Regions from separate parts of the Homo sapiens genome. Here region 1 is linked to region 2. Evidence: chromatin loops called from intact Hi-C (ENCODE). Cell type or tissue: PC-3. All regions are shown on one strand. Each heading gives the region's core, and the rest is flanking DNA. Links, peaks and the distances in the headings are about the cores only.

What was found. Hi-C counts contacts between places; a loop is a spot of excess contacts. Peaks named below come from ENCODE experiments on the same cell type or tissue, not always from the same donor. Only the 100,000 strongest peaks of a DNase experiment are listed, where the experiment ranks them.
Region 1: it touches region 2 in a loop (13-fold over the local background); 3 of 110 quality-filtered maps call a loop at or near these places.

The regions. Positions count from the first base shown.
Region 1 is chr2:45,435,606-45,445,862 of GRCh38, forward strand. All of the region lies in intron 16 of SRBD1 (S1 RNA binding domain 1), which reads right to left. Among named protein-coding and RNA genes, the nearest start is that of SRBD1, 170 kb to the right of the region's middle. In PC-3, for the core only: CTCF peaks have their summits at 4,737 and 4,939; a DNase peak (open chromatin) is centred at 4,726; H3K27ac peaks cover 2,677 bases.
Region 2 is chr2:45,233,175-45,243,431 of GRCh38, forward strand. All of the region lies in intron 1 of LINC01121 (long intergenic non-protein coding RNA 1121), which reads right to left. Among named protein-coding and RNA genes, the nearest start is that of LINC01121, 17 kb to the right of the region's middle. In PC-3, for the core only: CTCF peaks have their summits at 5,293 (motif pointing right) and 5,497; a DNase peak (open chromatin) is centred at 5,147; H3K4me3 peaks cover 299 bases; H3K27ac peaks cover 4,557 bases.

The DNA.
Region 1 (10,257 bases), core at 2,269-7,268, 200 kb after region 2:
GCTACCCAGAGATTCCTGAGATTACACAAAGCTGGGAGACATAGGACGTCCTACCAATCATACTGAAGAGACCTCGTTGAACACCCCGGATACTCTGCTGATACCCAGAAAGGGGTAGAAGTGAGCTATTCTAGTCCTGGAGAAAGGATTACACTACCCCCACCCTAACAAAATTTTAAAAAATAATCCTTACTCAGATGGGTTCACTGATGAATTCTATCAAACATTTAAGGAAGAAATTATACCAATTCTCTATAATCTTTTCCAGAAAATAGAAGCGGAGGGAATACTTCCTAAATAATTCTATGAAACCAGCATAACCTTAATTCCAAAACCAGACAAAGACATTACAAGAAAATGACAGATCAGTATTTCTCATGAACACAGATGCAAAAATTCTCAAAAAAGCTAGGAAATCAAGTCTAACAATCTATAAGAAGAATTATACACCATAGCCAAATATAATATATCTCAGGTATGCAAGTCTGGTTCAACATTCAAAAAATCAATTAATGGAATCTATCACATCAACAAGCTAAAAAAGAAAAAAAAAATCACATAGTCCTAGCTGCAGAAAAAGCACTTGACAAAATCTAACTAACACTCATTCATGATAAAAATTCTCAATAAACTAAGAACAAACGGGAAACATCCTCAAGGTGATTAAAAACATCTACAAAAACCCTACAGCTAACATAACATTTAATGGTAAGAAACCAGAATATTTCCCACTAAGATCAGAAACAAGACAAGGATGTCCCTTCTTACCACCACTCAACATCATACTGGAAGTACCACCTAATGCAGTAAGAAAAGAAAAGTTATATAAGATTGTGAGGTGTATTAGTCCATTTTCACACCGCTATAAAGAACTTCCTATGACTGGGTAATTTATGAAGGAAAGAGGTTTAACTGACTCACAGTTCCACATGGCTGGGGAGGCCTCAGGAAACTTACAATCATGATAGAAGGGGAAGCAGGCATGACTTACATGGTGGCAGGTGAGAGAGAGTGTGTGTCTAAGTGCAGGAAAAACTACCATTTATAAAACCATCAGATCTTGTTAGAATTTACTCACTATGAGGAGAACAGCATAGGGGAAACCACCCCCATGATCCAATCACCTCTCACCAGGTCTCTCCCTCAAGACCTGATGATTACAATTCATGATGAGATTTGGGTGGGGACACAAGGCCTAACCTTATCATGAGGAAAGAAAGAAAACTCTTTGTTCACAGATAATATGATCGTCTATGTAGAAAATTCAAAAGAATTGATTAAAAAACTCCTGGAACTAATACGTGATCACAGCAAGGTTGTAGGACACAAGGTTAATATACAAAAGTAAACTGTTTTCCTATATGCCAGCAATAAATAAGTGGTATTTAAAATTAAAAACACAGTACATTTACATTAGCACCCTCCAAAAGCTTAAAGTATAAATCTAATAAGATATGTATAAGATCTATAAGAAGAAAACTACAATACTCTATTGATAGAAATCAAAGAACTAAGAGGAGAGATATTTCATGTATGTGGGTAGGATGACTCAATACTGTCAAGATGTCAGTTCTTCCCATCTATAGATTCAACACAATCCCAATTAAAATTCTAAAGTTTATATAGAGAGCTAATTAGACCCAGAACAGCCAACACAGTATTAAAAGAGAATGAAGTCAAAGAACTGACACTATCTAACTTTTAAGACATACTACACTAAGCATAGTAATCAAGACACTGCAGTATTGGTTTAAAAAAAAAAAAAAAAAGACAAATAGATCAATGGAATAGAAAGCACCAAAAGACCCATATACATAGAGTCAACTGATCTTTGACAAAAGAGCAAAGGCAATACAATGGAGAAAAGGTATCTTTGCAACAGGTGGTGCTGGAACAACTGGACATCAACTTGCAAAATAATGAATGTAGACACAGATCTTACACCCTTAACAAAAGTAAATCAAAATGAATCATAAGACAGACATGGTGGTACATGTTGATATTCCCAGCTACTCAGGAGCCTGAGATGGGAAGATCACCTGAGCTCAGGAGGCGGAGGTTGCAGTGAACCAAGATCGTGCCACTGCACTACAATCTGGGCGATAGACTAAGACTCTGTCTCAAAAACAAAGACAAAAAATGAAACAAACTCACATCAAAATGAATCATAGACCTAAATGTAAAACATGAAACCATAAAACTAGGCAATAACATAGGAGAAAATCTAACTAAACTTGGATATGGCAATGACTTTTTTAGATACAACAATAAAGGCACAATTCATAATAGAAATAATTGATATGGATTTTGTTAAAATTTAGTGTCTTTATGATACTATAAATAGTGAATATAGGTTATTATCTGTTTGTCTAAACCCATAATGTGTAACATTATACCATAATGTAAACTATTAACTTTGACTGATAATGATATGCATTCATCAATTGTAACAAATGTGCCATTCTGGTGCAGAATGTTGAGACTGGAGGGGGCTGTGCATATGTGGCAGGAAGATTTATATGGTAACTCTCTGTAGTTTTTGCTCTGTTGCGAACCTAAAACTGCTTTAAAAATAAGTCTTGAAAAAAATCCCTATATGATTCATTCTGATCTGATAGTCTGATCTGAGAGTTAATTATCTGATTACCAGAAGAAAATTCAATACTCTTTAAAGGAAGACAACAAAATTTGTATTTTCAACAACACAGAGCATCCACAATATCCACCATGTAATAAAACTAGCTAGACATACAAAAATGCAGGCACATGTGACCAATAACAGAATAATGGGTCAACTTATCCAGCAGAAACCAAACTAGGATGACCCAGATGTTGGAAACAGCAGACAAGAACTTTAAAGTGGCTCCAGGACTTAAAGGCAAATATGGTCCCAAATCAATGAATAGATGGTAAACAGCAGTAAAGGAATTAAAGCTTTAATAAACAAAGAATAAAGAAATACAGCATCTGAAATAAAATTATTGAATGGGCTTAACAGCAGATTGGAGTAGAAAAATAAATAAATCAGTGAACACGAAGAGAGATATGCAGAAATTATCCTATCTGAAGACCAGAAATAAAAAAAGAAGGAGAGGCGAGGATGGGGGGTATAAAAGAACCTTAATGAACTGTGGGACAAGATCACAATGCACAACTATATGTAACTGGAGTCCTGAGAGGGAAAGAGAGAATAGGGCAGATAAATATTTGAAGTAGTAACAAAACTTTCCCCAATTTTTTCAAAAACATAACATAATGTAAAGATGCAAGAAGCTCAGTGAACCCTAAGAAGGACAAAAACAAAGAAAACTATACCTAGAAACTTTATGGTCAAACTGCTGGAAAACAAAGATAAAGGGAAAATTGTCAAAGTAGCCAGAGAGAATGTACATGTTATATATGGAGGAACAACAATATGAGTAATGGTTAACTTTTTATCAGAAACAACAGAGGCCAGGAGACAATGAAACGGTATCTTTAAAGTGCTGCACACACACATACACACACCACAACCACTTGTCAACCTCAAATTCTATATCTTTAAAGATAACGGAAAAGGGATTTTTAGATAAATGAGATCTCATTGCCAGCAGACCTACACTACAAAAAAATTTTAAAGGGAATTTTGCAGACTAAAGGAAATTGACACCAGCTGGAAAATATATGGGTAAATATAAAATTGTGCGTGTTTATTCTAATTTTACTTAAAAGACATAAAACCAGAAAGCAAAAAGTAAAACATGGTATTCTAGGACATATATATATATATATATAAAACAATTGATGAATGCATATATATATATATGCATATATATATAGCACAAAGAAGGAGGTGAGGTGGTAAAATATTAACCACTGTTGACTGAGAAGATATGACTGTGTATTATAATCCCTAGAGTAACCACTTTAAAAAAAATGCAAAGAAGTATAGCTGAAAAGTCAACAGAATTAAAATGAAAAACTAAAAATGATTTGATTTTCTGCCAAAATAAGGCAGAAAAGGAACAAGAAATGATCAAAAAGCAGATGGGACAAACAAAGCAAACAGCAAAACTGTAGACCTTAATTCAGTTATATTAATACTTATATTAAATGTTAGTAAAAACTCCAACTAAAAAGCAAAAATTGTCTATAAAGACTGTATCACTTAAAATCTTTGCATTTTTTTCTGCAGGTAGATCATACCGAAAAAAAAAAAGAACCATAAGTAAAAAATACAACCTAAGTTTCTAACCTGGTAGGCCAGATAATCAGTTTAGAAGACAACAGCAGTGCCCTTAACATCTGTCTCTCGGGTTTCATAGCTAGTGGCCGGGGTGCAAAATATAGAACACTTCTGGTTTTTGTCCACTGCAATCTGATAGCAGATGTCCTCCCCAGATGTCTCACCTCCTGACTCTAAAAGGTAATCCTTTTCTATATAAAGTATTTTGTAAAGCCAGAATCATTCTCAGCATAGCTTCTGTAGACCACATAGGTAGTCAGTTAATGACACAAGCTTGCTAGTTAGCTGCTTGTTTGGTTCTCATTCCATAAATAGACGTTAAGATACTGATCCTGCCTTTAAAAGTTTCTGGTGATGATTAAAATTTAAACAAAATATATAACTTCTTTATGAATCATGAAACTAAAAAAATGAGTCTTTTTGTATGTTATCTAAGAGTCCTGTGTTTAAATTTTAATGCAGACAAACTTTCATTCTTTCCTCCAGTAGGTGTTCTTATGTCCCCTAGTGGATACAGGTCGATATGGTGGACGAATGATAGGGCAATACTGGCTAAGTAAAGGTTCATAAATCCTAAATGTCTGCCTTGCCCACATATTTTTCCAAACCAGTACCTTGCACTATTCTAATTTACCATAAACAAAGAAAACATTAGTATATCTGAACTGGACCACACCTATCTGCCCCCATGTGTGGTCACTGGGCTAAAACATAGTTCTGGCTCATGACATATGCATGAACAAATGCACACCAATTAGCTACACATTTTGACCTGACATAATACAAAGGAGTTGACATTTCCACTGTAAATCTCTATTTTTAGAGATTTATAGCTTAGTCATAAAAGTGGACTTTAGAAAAATCAAGAGTGCAAACTTTTAGCCATAAGAAAGAATTTTTCCCTTCTAATAAATTAAAACAGTGTGTAGAAAATCTGATCTGAAACTATGGTTCTGTGTGAGAGAGACAGAAAGAGAGAGACAGAAATAGAGGGAAGGAGGGAGGGAAGGCAGGGAGGCATCCTCCTGGTGTTCAGAAATTTTGACAGCCATGTTTAAATTATTTGTCTGTTTGAGGAGACAGAGGTTGGAGAAAAAAAGAGTATTAACGCATAATAATAAAAAAAGGCTTTTCTTCTCCACATGTAGAAAAAAGGCTCTTTCCTAATGTTTCCAGTAGTAAGTTCTAAAGATACATTTTCTCTTCCCAAATACACATACATGTATGTGGCCACACATGTAGTCAGATGTGAACTGGCTTCCAGCCCATTATTATTATAGACAGTAAACCTTTCAAATTAGACCTGAGGCTGACACTGCCAGGACAGGATCCACATTAATGTGGAGTCAGAGAGTTAATATGGAAAGGAAAGGTTTCCTTTCGCTTCCATGTCCCATCTCTACATAACCATGGCGACAGAGCCCAGGCACTCCATGTGATCTGCAATGATCCTCCACACCTAGCCTCATGCACTGGTGGCAGTGAAGACCAGGCTGCAAAACTCTGCCTCCCATACTGTTCCTATCCCCATTTCCTATTTTATCCATAGTATTTATTATCACCTGATGCACACAGGTGTGTATGTGTGTAAGTAAATAAATATGATTTGTTATTGTATCCTGGTACATAGTACGTACTCACTCTAACTGCTGCTTTAATTTTATTTCCTTAAGTACTGGTTTAGTTGAAGATCTCTTTGTTCATTTGCTGGCCATTTAGACTTTTCTTTGTATTCCCACTTCTTAACACCATGCTTCTTAGTACATAGTAGCTACTCAATAAATTGGGTAAAGGAAGGAAAAACCAGGGACAAATTTCTAACAGTTCGGCTTTTGGATTCTTCTTGCTGAAGCTGGGAATTTGGTTTAAGAAAAAGAATTGCCCTAAAATAGGAGGAGATACTGGTGACGTGGCATTGCTTGAGGGCATTACAGCAGCACAATCTCAATTCCTATTATAGAAACGCTTTCTTAGCAGGCATCAATCAACAGCAAACTCAGAAATTTTAAAGTGAAATTTAAGATGTCCTAACATGTTAAGACTGACCATAGCCATAGGCCCTCCCACTCCAAGCTGCCAAATTCTCATGCCAATACTTTCTGGGTAGGTTTTTAGGTCAATAAAGAGTTCCTGTTAACTCACACCCTAGTCAGACTAATCTCTGATGCTTTAATTGGAAATGTTTAAGTCTTTCTTTTCCTGGGAACTCAAAACTTAAGCTTCTGTCGCTTCAAACATGAACTAAAGTACAGCATCTTGTCATACAATAAAAAGATACCAAAGAAGCTGGGAGATTTAGAACCGGTATGCAAAGACACACTAGGAAGTCCTGACATGTCAGCTCCCAGGTCAAGCCTTATGAAACTCATTTATGGGATGTCATTTACCACAGACAGATTCTCTATCTTATAACTGACATGGTCAGAAACCAATTAAGCACCTCTAACAGAAAGGTCCAACAGCATACGTTGGTACAGACACATACCTTGATGCAATTAATAGATATGGGAAAAAACTTATATGAAAATGTTGCCTTTAGACATAATCTTTTCTTTAATGTTCATTGTAGTAGGACTCATTTTCCTGCAATATCTCCCGTTCTGGGAGAATTAGGTGAAACCACACCCATTTGACCCACAGACTAACTGTGCCGTGGACAACGGCTAGGTCACAGAGTTAAAGAAAATACAAATTGAAGAATTCTGGAATTTAGAAAAGAGATATGGATATTACTAACTCCTCTTTACCAGGGAGAGAATCCTACGGTATAGGAACCAAATGTTGGTCCTTAAAGAAACAGCTATATGAGCAAGATCAGGACTCAGATAATTCATCTTATTCATTCTCAACCCATCAAGGGAATATTCTATTGGAGTAAATCTCAGCTTAGAACTGACAGTTTATTTTAAGTAAGTTTGGGTTTTAAAGTGAATCAGCAACTTATTTCCATTTTAGTTTGAGAGTTTTCTGACACTGAGAAGAAATGGAGATAAGGCAGTCTAGCTACCTTTACATGCCACCCTTTTATAATATTCTAACAAAATTTCTTTCCTTCTCTGGAGGCAGTAGTGTCTCGTCCCTAAAAGTAAGTTTGTAATAAATATCTACTGTTTTGAATGGCCACACGTAGTAACAAGCTACAGTGCTGAAATTGAAAGGAGGGCAATCTGGCTGAGACATAACCAAAAAAAGGGGAAAGTACTAAGAAATAAGGCTGGAGAGTAGACAAGCTCTTGTAAGTCTCCATGGCAAGGAGTTTGAATTTTATTCCAGAGACAACGGGAACAGAGATGGGATCTGACATACTTTTTAAAAATTATGCTGTAGAAAATGGATTTTAAAAAGACAAAAGTGAAAACAGGAAGTCCTGGTAAGAGACTTTCTCAGTATATCAAGAGGGAGATGATGGCTGCCTAGAGTCAGGTAGCTGGAGGAAAAAGAGGGAAAGAAGCAGATGGAGTTAATAGTAGAGAATGATGAAGCAAAAGGAAGAATAAAGAATCTTAATAACAAGAAGTTTTTAATGACAACAGGTTTGCAGTTTTACTAATTGGGCAGATGATGATGCCATTAATAGAAACAGGGAAGGATAAGACAGTACTGCGGTTTTAATTTTAAAATTTTGGTGGGGGGGATTAGTGGAGGGACGTCAACAGTTTTTTTCTAGACATGTTAAGTTTGAGAAGCCTATTAGACTTCCAAATTGAAAGGTTAAGATGGCAGGTGGACATATGGAGTTTGGAGTTCAGGGACGAGATCAATGGTGTTTAAGGTAGAAACTGTCTAGCATGCAGATGGGAAGAACACTGTAAACATCTAAAACTTTGGCAGACAGGCAGGGTGTGGTAGGGAGAAGAACCAGTAACATCAGGGAATAAAGTGGAAATGTGTATACTGTAAGCAGCTAAGTAAACAAAGAAAAACAAAACAACTCTTTTGCAGTGGTTATATGCAAATAGTTCTGAAGTTATTTTGAAAAAAAAAAAAAAAAAGAGGTGATAACTACCCACTAGTTTTACAAAGAGTGTTGCTTCCAGATTTTTTCTTACGCATATCTAGTAATTTTCATCAGACCAGGCGCTTAATCTTTAATGACAGGTACTCCATAAATGTCTATTACAGGGCTGAATTTCCAGAGAAATATTCATAATCTGGTGCAGCTGTTTTTTATTCTAAGGGGCAAAATACAAAATGTTACAGAGAATCTACAGGAAGTTTTAAAGTTCTTCAACAGCTCTACATAAGAAAATCCATTTTACAGTACTAACACCAGAACATATTAATATTTATACTGGCCAGGAGCAGTGGCTCACACCTATAATACCATAACTTTGGAAGGACAAGGCGTGAGGATCTCTTGAGGTCAGGAGCTTGAGACCAGCCTGGGCAACATAGTGAGACCCTAACTTTACAAAAAAAATTAAAAATTACCTGGGTGTGGTGGTGCACCTGTAGTCCTAGCTACTCAGGAGACTGAGGTGGGAGAGTCACTTGAGCCTAGAAGTTAGAGATAACAATAACAAGCTTATCATTTCTTTACCAAAATATCCACATAACTTTAGTAAAGAAATAAGCTTGTTAATATGTAAAGACATGGAAACCTCCTGTATACACTTGGGTGAAGGTGGGACAGTGGTAATTTTTTTTAAATCTTTTTTCCTTCTTTTCCCAAAGAATCACTTTTAACTTTTCAGGGTAAGTTTAAAATAGCTTTGCTTTGAATGAATCCTTTTTGTTCATTATTTAAAAATCAAAATATGCAAATAAATAGACAAAGGACCACACTATACTGGTTCAAAGTTCTTTATCCTTCTTCTTTAGTTAAAAATAATCACATACATATGTTAGTTGGCATCATAATTGGGATAATTTCAATAATCTTTTTCTCTAAATTTCCTCTGAATGTACTTCTCAACTGCTCAAATACTAATGCTCTTCTGCACTGGCATCAGAAGCCACTCAAGTTGGGGAACTCCTTTGGTATCAGTAAGAGACAAAGCCTCTGGCCCTGTGACCACTCAACGTTCATTCAGCAAAGGCAACCTTCTGGCATGAAAGTAAGCCTTCAGAAGTCAGTCAGAAAGAATGATGCAAAATTTCTTGAAAACTTTGCCAGATGATGAACATAAAAAGTAGAGGGCAAAATAACATTGTCAAATTTGCTCTCCATTTTAGGAACTCAAGGCAAGACAAAAGTCATCCCGACCACAGTAGACAATGTTTCCATTGCTTTTAACTAATCCAGTAGAAAAAGCATCTAAAGTTTCAGGCATTTAAGAGTGACAATTGTCTTTCAGACAGTTGGAAAGGATGTGAAAAAACACTTGTTGGAATAAACGGAATGTGCCTTGGCTTCTGTGGTCAAAATTTCTGGGACTCAGCTGAAAAAAGATTCTGGCTTAAGACTTACATGGTTTTCATCACCCCATAAACATTAACATTATTGATGCAGATCTGTCACTTGAAATATTTTACCCATATCCTCCACTGCAAGGAATTTTCTTTTTACCCATTCATCTCTAGTGACAAATTTGTGGCATTTACAAATTTAAAAGGCTGTCAAAATCTAATAATGAAATCTTGGGGGGAGTCACATGGGGGCACAGATCAGAAGGAACCAAAATTAATTTTAGAGGATTTACTACATAGGTTAGGGGTCACAATGAGGCAAGTTTCTCTCTATAGTGTGAAATGCACAGAAGCAATATCTTCCCAGAGGTAAAAAAAAAAAAAAAAAAAAAAAAAAAAAGTAGAAAAGGAATTAGTGTTAGTCAAGCCACGGAACAAAGTCAGAAACATATTAAAGAAACCAATGTTAGACAGCATAGAAAAACCATGTTGTCAGTGACTTAAACCATGCCAGAGTCCATCATTGTTTTAATAATAGCTATTACTAAGAGTCATATATACTTTTCAACTACTGATAACTCACCTATGAAACGTTTTCATCTCAACAGACATTAAATTTAAAGGCTCAAGTTCTACAATTTTTCCCCAGTAAAGTTCAACAAAAATGGAAACATGGTTTAAAA
Region 2 (10,257 bases), core at 3,171-8,170:
GGCTTCAAAAAATTTGTGGAAAAAATAAAATTAAAGGCTAAAAATAAAAAATATAAGCTTTATTTCTCAAGACAAGCTCCGTCAAGTTCAAGACACTTTTGTAAGCAATGATACCAGCCATTGAGTCCATCCCTAAAGAACTGAGATCCCAGGAGTTTAACCATGCCAATGTAGTCTATTACTCTTGTAACTGAAGAAAAATGAATGCCCTTTAACTATTTGTTAAGATTAGGAAACAAAAAGAAGTCAGAGGAAGCCAAATCAGGAATGTAAGGTAGTTGCGTAATGATTTCCCATCAAAACTCTCAAAAAATTGCCTTCGTTTGCTGAGAAGAATGAGCAGGAGCATTGTTATAGTGGAGAAGGAGTCTCTGGTGAAGATTTCCCAGGCACTTTTTTGCTAAAGCTTTGGCTAACTTTCTCAAAACATGCTTATAATAAGCAGATATTGTCATTTTTTCGCCATCCAGAAAGTCAACAAGCAAAATGCCTTGAGCATCCCAAAAAACTGTTGCCATGACCTTTGCTCTTGACCAGTCTCTTTTGCTTTGATTAGGCCACTTCATCTTTTGGTAGTCATTGTTTTCTTTGTGCCATGTCTTCAGGATGGTACTGATAAAGCCATATTGCTCTGATAGGGGCTACAATTATTTAAAGAAATTCTTCAGGATCTGGATTGCACTTATTTAAATTTCCACTGAAGCTCTGCTCTTTTCTGCAGTTGATCTGGGTGCAATGGTTTTGGCACTCATCAAGTGGAAAGTTTGCTCAACTTTAATCTTTCAATCAGAATTGTGGAAGCTGAACCAATTGAGATATCTATGGTGTTGGCTATCTTTTCTGTTAATTGTTGGTCCTCTTCGATTAGGGCACAAACAAGATTAAGTTTTTCCTTGCAAATTGATGTGGATGGTCTGCTGCAGTGGGCTTCATCTTCAACATCATCTCATCTCTTCTTAAAATGAGTTAGCCATTTGTAAATAGCTAATTTCTTTGGGCCTTGTCCCTCTAAACATTTCATAAAGCATCAGTGATTTCACCATTCTTCCACCTAAGCTTTAGCATAAATGTGATGGTTTCTTTTGCTTCAATTTTATCAGAATTCATGTTTCTCTGATAGGGGCTCTTTTCAAACTGATGTTTTATCCCTCTTAGTGCCTCAAACTAGATCCTGTGTATCTATGTTATAACAAGTTAGCATGGGTTTATTTTGGTGCAAAAAAAAATCAGAAATCCATGCGTAGTTACCTTATATTACACATTTCCATGAACTTTTTGAAGACTCCTCGTATTTCATTTAACAACGGAAGAGTCCATTCCCTTACTAGTATTGTCAAAGAATGGTCCTTTCTGTGGGAGAGCAAAGCACACCAAAGAGAGAGTTGGAAGAAACACTAAAGGTGGCAGCACCTACTTCCTGCAGGTGACAAACTCATGGCAAGTCTCCGTACCTTATCTTTCACTCCACCAGAAAGAAAATTCATTAAGTGATGAATGTTGACTCCAGGATGCCTGTTGACATGTTTCATTGAATTTTAAAATGCAGCAAAAGTCAAGCTTTTTCTTACTGAAAGTCAGTTTGATTGACGGTGAGTTTGGCTTTACTAATTAAGTTAAATGGTGGACAAAATTTATAAGTGAATGAGCTAAATCTGCAGCTCCGTGTGTGTGTGTGTGTGTGTAAACTTATTTTTTAAAAATTATACTAGTAAGATATTTCAAAATTAATAATATCTTGATTATTCTAACCCTTTCAGAGTATATCAGATTAAATGAGGCACTTCTTGTGGAAAAGTGACACAATATAATTGCCATGGAAGAGATTTTTAAATATACTTTCTAGAAATTGAGAATATGAATGAGTGCAATGACCAAAAATAAATGTTCACAGTTAGTTGATTCTCCATTCTTCAAAGAAGTTCAAATTGATGGAACACCTAATTGAATTGTCAGCTGATAGATCATTAAAAATAATTTTTGATGATAGATGACCATGATTTGGGTATATAACTGGGAAGGAGTTAAAAGAATTGATTATCTTTGATATAACAAAGCTTTTTCTATTTCAATCATATTTTGTGAACATGTTTTCTCAGCAGGTACATATATAAGAAAGAAAAAATAGAAGTAGAATTGAAGCTAAGCACTGCCTCATTTTAACAATAAGTAATATTCATCCATGTATAGAGAAGAAGGCTGAAAAAAGAAAGCCCTCCTATGTCATTAACAGATGCATTTCCAATAACATTGCATTTTTGTTATTTATTAAAATTCATATTATATTGGCTGGGTGCGGTGGCTCACGCCTATAATCCCAGCACTTTGGGAGGCTGAGGCAGGCTGATCACGAGGTCAACAGATCGAGACCAACCTGGCCAACATGGTGAAACCCTGTCTCTACTAAAAATACACACATTAGCTGGGCCTGGTGGTGTGCGCCTGTAGTCCCACCTACTCGGGAGGTTGAGGCAGGAGAATCGCTTGAACCTGGGAGGCAGAGGTTGTAGTGAGCCAAGATCGTGCCACTGCACTCCAGCCTGGCAACACAGCAAGACTCTGTCTCAAAAAAAATTCATATTATGATATTTTGATCAATAAAATTGTTTTAATGAATAATATAGAAATTGTTTTTTAACACTTAGAGCTAATGATCACAGGAGGTTTTCAGTTAATTTCAATACCTACACAGTTTTATTACAGTGACTATAATAAGCATGAAGACATATTAGAATAAAATTCCATGGGGGAAGTGGGATGGAAATGCAGATCCAAAGAGAAATAAGAACAATATAAAAGTTCTGATGGCCAAAGAAGACCTGGTTGGCATAATTTTTAAACAAGTGATGGTGGCTAACACATTGTTATAGTATGTATGTTTCACTGGACACATTAAGGAGTATTATTACAATTTTATAACTGTCAAATTTTCAGTATGCCAGAGATTGTACTTTTTGTGATTACTGTTTAAATTCCTGATTTAAAAAAGTGTAGTTGTCAATGTGCTCACACTGCCTCAGCCTCGGCTTAGCCCTCCCCTCGCTGGAATACTCTTCCCCTCCTGGCCAGGACAGTGTGTGCATGGAGGCCCTGGAACTGGTGTGGCCCAGCCATGTACAGAACCCAGGATGGGGCATGTGGTAGGGGTAGGGGCACCCAGGACTTAATGTCTGCATCACAGCTTTGCCAGAGCTGTCCTGACCACACCATTCTCCAACAGCCAAGCAGAGGGAAGTTTCATACCTTCCTTCAGGGATTATGTCCTCCATGTGAGCTGAGGACAGCAACAGGTGGCATCCCTGTTGGGACAAAGAGTCTCCAGGACTTTCAGGCTACAGACCCTTGCAATGTCCTCTACCTTAACCGGTGATGCTTGGATTCCTACAAGAAAGTGTACTAAGGGGCCTGGGCTCACACACATACATGCATACACACACACACACACGTGTATACACACCCACATACCATTTACCCCATCCACTGCACAGCCTACCCTTCCCCCTAGCAAACTCTGGATATGCACTCCAGGGAGAAAGGGAGGGAAGACTTAAGCATACAGGCTAATGGAGAAGACAATCCCTACACAAAGGCTGAGAGAGGGCATCAGAATGCCTACCCCCTCTATCCCCAGTCAAAATGAGGGACAGAATTTGTTTTCTTAAAAAAAATGACGGTTTAAAGGGTCCAGAGCCTGAAATATTTACCATGCTTCTTTAGGACTAGCTGCAACAGAAGAGAACCACTTATATAAATAGCAAGGCCATCATAAAGAAAGCAACGTCTTAGGGAAGAGCAATCCATGAAGGACGCCTGGAGGAAAAGAGATATTTAAATGAGTTTTTGAAGGTGGTTTGAATCTCACAGAGGCTACTAAGCAACAATTCCGATTTTTATTGTCCCCTAGAATGTTCCCTCTGTGGTGAAGAGATAGTATTGAAAATACTAGAGATCGGCTGGAGACAGATAAGCGGAAATTTGGGGAAGGGAAGTGAGAGGGGTGGAGTGGGATGAGAGAAGAAAACTCCTGTCTCAAGTCTAGTAACACTGCCCTACTTCGTTTCATTATCAGAGAAGAACGGGCCTTATAAATGATGACGTTATAAGTCTAAACACCAGCCCCAGGGAAAAGCATCTCAGCTGCCTCGGTAATTATAGATCTGCTTCCTGCCTGCCTTCGAGAGTGATCTATGTGAGCACCGGGAACTGACAAGCAGGAGAACTTTCCTCCAAGACCAGTGAGGTTTTAGCTGTAAAAGCATAACCTGGCACAGTGCTGAGCCTTGTTGGGTTGTCCTGGCTTTGGGCCTCGGTCAGTGAACCCACAGGATGTGGGGCCAGCGGGTCCCTGGACCCAGTGGCACAGCCACGGGGGACCACCAGGCCCACTGCTCAGTCCTCTTCTCCTTGGGTGAAGTGAGCCACAGCAGTGGGTGGTCACCCACTTTCCAGCCCAGTTTGGTCCCTCTCTTCTAGGCACTCTTGGTTCTAGCCCAGCCAGGGGGCTTGCTCTAGCCCAGAACCTCCCTGCCCCTGTGTTGTCCTGCTAAAGCCACTTCCCTCCCAGAAATGCCCTTTGTCTGTACACCCCCATGTCTACCTTCTACCGTTCCGTCAAGCCTTCTCTCTAAAGTCCCCCACCTACCCCCCCGATAAAGCCTTCTCGGAGTCCTTATCCACCCACCCAGCCCTTGAGCTGAAGTCAGCTATCCTCTGAGCTGCAGCCCCTGAGTTCCTGACCTGTAATTCTCTCATGGTTATTTATGTGGTCTGATTGCCCCTCCTAGCCTGGGGCAGGGATTATCAGTTCCTCTTCACTTCAACTCCATGGACATGAGCTGAGCACCTTCAGGGCACCAGGAACTGTGCAGGGTACATTAGTGAGGGCGGGAGACCTGGCCTTACAGCCAGGAGCTAATATCTCCGTAGGAGAACTGAGGCTTAAACAGCCTGGCCAAGGTTGCCAAACAGCCCAGCGCACCACCCTCCATGGCCAAGCTCCACTCTCTCCCTACAGCTGTAGCCCAGAATGTGGTTTAGTACCAGAAGACTGATTTCTCTTTCGCTGTATGCAGACCAACTGTTGACGAGGTGATGGTCCAGGAAGCCGTGGTTGGAAGGAGGTACAGCAAATATTGCTCAGTGCTTAGTCACTGGGCATGGGCCTCCCAGGAATGACAGCTGCACCCTCTGTCATAACATTTTATCTATCTGGAGGCCCAGGAGGGACTCTGGGAGCCAAGATTCCTACTGGCCCCAGCAGAGTACAGGGAGAACATTCAGTTCACAACCAGCAGGTGGTTCCTAACTTTCTGAGAAGGTAATGAAAGTTCTGGATGTTCTCCCCAGAAATGCACAAAAACATATGCACATACTGTTTTGCACACAGCTTCAGGGAATCACCCACCCTCAGAAGCCTATCCATGGAGCCCTGCACTAGTACTTTGATCTAAACTATGGGTCCTTTAGTGTGGGTGCTGAGAAACAATGGGCAAAACATATGTATTCTGGGGAATGGGTGCTCAGAAAATGTTAATGAATGACCTTGACTTTGACCAGGCCAAGATCCTTAATTGTGGTCACTGATGGGTATTTCTTATACTCTCTGCTAGAGCCTGTGTGAGCCCTTAGCTGGAGCTCTCCCAGGGTTCAGGTAGAATAAGCAGCCCACTGCATGGGGGCATCTGTGGGGTTCAGGGAAGGCCCCGCTCCTCAAAAGCCCCTTCCTCGAACAATCTGCCTTTGGACTCACCATCCCTAGAACTCTGCCGTTAGCATAACATCCTTTTGAAGGATCCTTTTGAGTTTACGGAGCCCCTTTGCCCCTCCCAGAAAGAGCTCAGGGGTGAAGGACAGATGTGTACAGAAGAGAAAGGATCTCAGCAAATGAAGGTAGAGAGCAAAGAGACTTCCCAATCTGGACTCAGCCTTCCCTAAGGGTGATATTCAGACCAGGAGCCTGCAGTCTTTAGAAAGTTTGGATTTATCCAAGCTGGAAAGGCTTTCCCAAAAGGGGTGTAGAGGGATGAGGATGCAGATTTATTGGGTTTCTATTATGTGCCAGATGATTTCCACATATTATCTCATTTAATCCTCACAGTGTCAGGAAGAGCAAGTATCATTTTCCGCATTTACAAGTGAGGAAACTGAGGTAAATGTGCCCAAAGTCACACAGCTAGTATGTTGCAGAACCCATAAGCTTTCCTACCATATAATAAATTGAGGGAGTTTTGCTTTATTTTGTTTTAGGACAGAACACAGATTGAGCCTGTGGTCACTTCAGCTGAGAATCAGGGATAATTTGCGGAGACTAAAGTTGCCCTGAATTACCTCAACTTTAGAAACTGGCAAATAGGCAAAAACCCTGTTTCCCATGGAACCAGTACTAGTTTGCACAGTGATCTTGAGAACTAATCATTTTTATTTTTCAGTAGACATACCCTGCAGCTCTTAGGATGCTTATAAAAATCTGGCTGGACACAATGGCTGATGCCTGTAATCCCAGCACTTTGCGGGGCCAAGGCGGGTGGATCACTTGAGGTCAGGAGTTCGAGACCAGCCTGGCCAACATGGTGAAACCCCATCTCTACTAAAAATACAAAAACTAGCTGGGCATGGTGGCGGATGCCTGTAATCCCAGCTACTTGGGAGGCTGAGGCAGGAGAATCGCTTGAATCTGGGAGGAGGATATTGCAGTGAGCCAAGATTACGCCACTGCACTCCAGCCTGGGCAACGGAGTGAGACTCCATCACAAAATATATATATATATATACACATATATATGTGTGTATATATATATATACACACATATATATGTGTATATATATATATATGTGTGTGTGTGTATATATATATATATATATATATATATATATATATATATATATATGAGAAAGTGGAAAGATTTTCCCTAAAGACCTAGGGCCAGGTCTTCCAGAAGCTGGGGATGATGCTGTCACACACACCTCTGCTAGGATGCCGTGTTTGGGAGCCCAGGGGAACTCAGAAGCCAGGCCCCTGCGAATGTGACCAGGGACTTAACTGTCCATACGCTTTATAGTACAAGAAAATCACCAGCCTGGGAAAATATTCACTTCCAACACATTCGTTATTTCAATATTTTTTTTTTGGGAAGTATTTTTATTTACTTTGCCTCTTTGGCTTCTCCTGTTATTTTCAAAAACAAGCATACTCCCATAAATGTGATAGTCATCATGGACATAGCAGCTAACATCCAGGAATCTACTGCAGACTAAAAAGCACTTTCCTTTGAAAGAAAAATTATGATTATGGAACATCATCAAGGCTTTATAAGACAGTCAGTGTTCACATGGACACAGGGAGGGGAACATCACACACCAGGGCCTGTTGCGGGGTAGGGGGCAAGGGGAGGGAGAGCATTAGGACAAATACCTAATGCATGAGGGGCTTAAAACCTAGATGACGGGTTGATGGGTGCGGCAAACCACTATGGCACATATATACCTATGTAACAAACCTGCACATTCTGCACATGTATACCAGAACTTAAAGTAAAAAAAAAAAAAAAAAAAAAAAAAAAGAGTCAGTATTGAAATAAAGATTTTTTTTTTTGTAATAAGCAACTTTTAGTATGTATATTTCCTCCTGTTTCTCTTATGGATAAATTTATTTTTAACTAGATGTTTTAAAATAAATCACTCTCCTAGTGACCTCATTAGACAGGAAAATAGGGACCAACCAGGGCATCTACATGCAAATAAATATTTTTGCACACTAATATTTGCAAACTAATGACTTTTGAGGTCAGTTAGAGAGGTTTCTCAGGCAAAACCATCTGGATAACCTCTCCAAAAAACAAAACCTTTTCCTACTTAATAGAAGGTTCTGCAGTAAACATTCTTGGCACCTCAAGTTGTCTTGTTGCTAATCAGCTATTATTATAGGGGTTCACTGCAGAACAATGTCCTAAAAGCTCTTTATCTCAGTTACATAAGCAGAATGGCATTTCAAAATCTCATTTTTAAAAGGCATTAGTCACCAGTATAACAAAACACATGCTCTGTACCAATAAAATTTAATGTTCAATAAAAAATGCTTGTTTACGTGCATTTTTATATGCCTCTATATAAAAGAAACCATGTTTTCATGAGATGAAGTATTTTCCTTAGGTCAGTGGACACTCCCTCCCATTTCTCTGTCAAAACCCATCCCATCTCATTGTCATCTTCCCTGGAAAGAAGGCAGAAATTCAAGAGAGGAGGAGGAGCAGATTCGGGAGTTATAACTTTGTGATTTGAAGCTAAACGGTAGCTCTGCCTCCCTGCTCACCTGACCCAGTCTGATATGAGTAACTACTGCAGGCAGATAGTTAGAACAAGCTTCATCACATCTCTGCACCCAAACCCACCAGGTTGTGAACCTGCAAGAGGGTCCCCTTCCTCTACGCCAGCAGTAAAGAGAGAACCAGAGCATGCATGAGGACAAGAACAATGATAAAGGGTGGTTTACTTTATTTTTTTTACATTCCCTTTGTTATTCTTAAGTCCAGAGGAATCAATCAAAACAACTGCTTGTTAAATTAAACATTTGCTCCATCCAAAATACTTGACTTGTATGAAGTAGGGTAATAGTTCACTTTAAGCCACTATAGCTCTATTTGATATCTTTAGGCTAAAATTTCTCCTTCAGTCTAATTTAAACTTCCTAATTGAAGTTTATGGACTAGCAGTATCTAATTTTTGCCTGTGTTACTAGGTTTGATGTATTTCTTACACGCATTCAGAATTCACATAGCACAGCATTGTAAAGATAATACTAGGTCATTCACAGACTTGTCTTATGTGCTTAGCAACCATGGGAAAAGGTGGTCAGACTTAAGGGTAGGATCTTGTAGGTAATATTTTTCTTTTTGGTACTATAAACAAAAATGTGTTGTATTAAGTAGTATTTAATTCTAAGAGCTTAAAATTTTATTCAATAACAGGTTAAATGATTCATTAGATACCAAAACCCTAACAAATAAAAGCATTTTAAAATTAAGCTTCATAGTAACAGAGTGGAATCATGAGGACAGAGAAATATGTCCTGGCAACTATTTTTTGTGTTGGCAAACAAGTCCAGCTCCGACTAACTCTTCCTTTTCCTTGCCTGAAAGCCTTTTCAAATTCTAGACAAACTACTTCTCTGTCAGAGTTCAGAAAAAGAATGGAAAAACAAAGCTAAGCTGACACCATTTTTTGCCCATGATGTCATTTTCTGTCTTCCAAAGCCTGTGGGTCTGATTTTGATGTCAGGGTGCGTAACTCCACAGTGACAGCCCCAAATGTATTTGGAGGGGGAAATAGCCTTTCAGCTCCGTGGCATTTTCCCCACGAAGACAAATATAGCCCGGGCTGAAATCACTTAGTGTCAATCAAGGTAACCAGATCAGCTCAGCATTAGTAATGAATTTGGTCACGTGCCCCCACAGAGAGCAGAGTGTGAGATAGCTGAGCACTTGTTCCATGTGACACCCACTGGCTTCTATGTCAGGCCACAGCTCTCCCAGCCTAGCTAGGAAGCAACATGGTAATTTAATCTGCCACCCACTCTAATTACCAAACTCAGAGAATTATCAGGGCTGCCAGGAAAGGGTTTTCAGAGCACTGGGTCTAGGCTTGGTGGCTGGTATGCAAGTCATGCCTGGGGTTGTCATTAGGTTTTGTGGGGTCCAAGGTTTATACAACTTGAGGTCTCTTTTTAAGGAAAAGAATACAAAACTACAAATACAAAATTAGGAGCAGGGCCTGGGAAGGGGACAGTGGAAGTGAGAGGCCCAGAAGCTTGTTTCATTAGCATCATGGTAAAGCCACCTCTGGTTGTCATGGAAACCTAAAGATCATTAGCCTTTTGCCTGTGTCCTGGATTCTGAATTGACTCCATGTTGGTCCATCCTCTCTACTCTTCTGTAATCTTTTGTAGTTTCCCATGTTTCCTCACTTGAAGATGAACTGTACAATACTATCATGGATCAGCCCTCTTCAAATAAATATAGGATTATGTGTCTGACAGGCACCAATCACCAGTTGGTATGCTTTGGTTGTTCTCTATGATGTCAACTTTTAAAAGTCAAGGATATAAGGGGCTGGGCACGGTGGCTCACTCCTGTAATCCTAGCACTTCAAGAGGCCGAGGTGGGTGGATCACCTGAGGTCAGGGGTTTGAGACCAGCCTGGCTAACATGGTCTCTACTATGAGTAGAGACGGAAACCCTGCCTCTACTAAAAATACAAAAATTACCT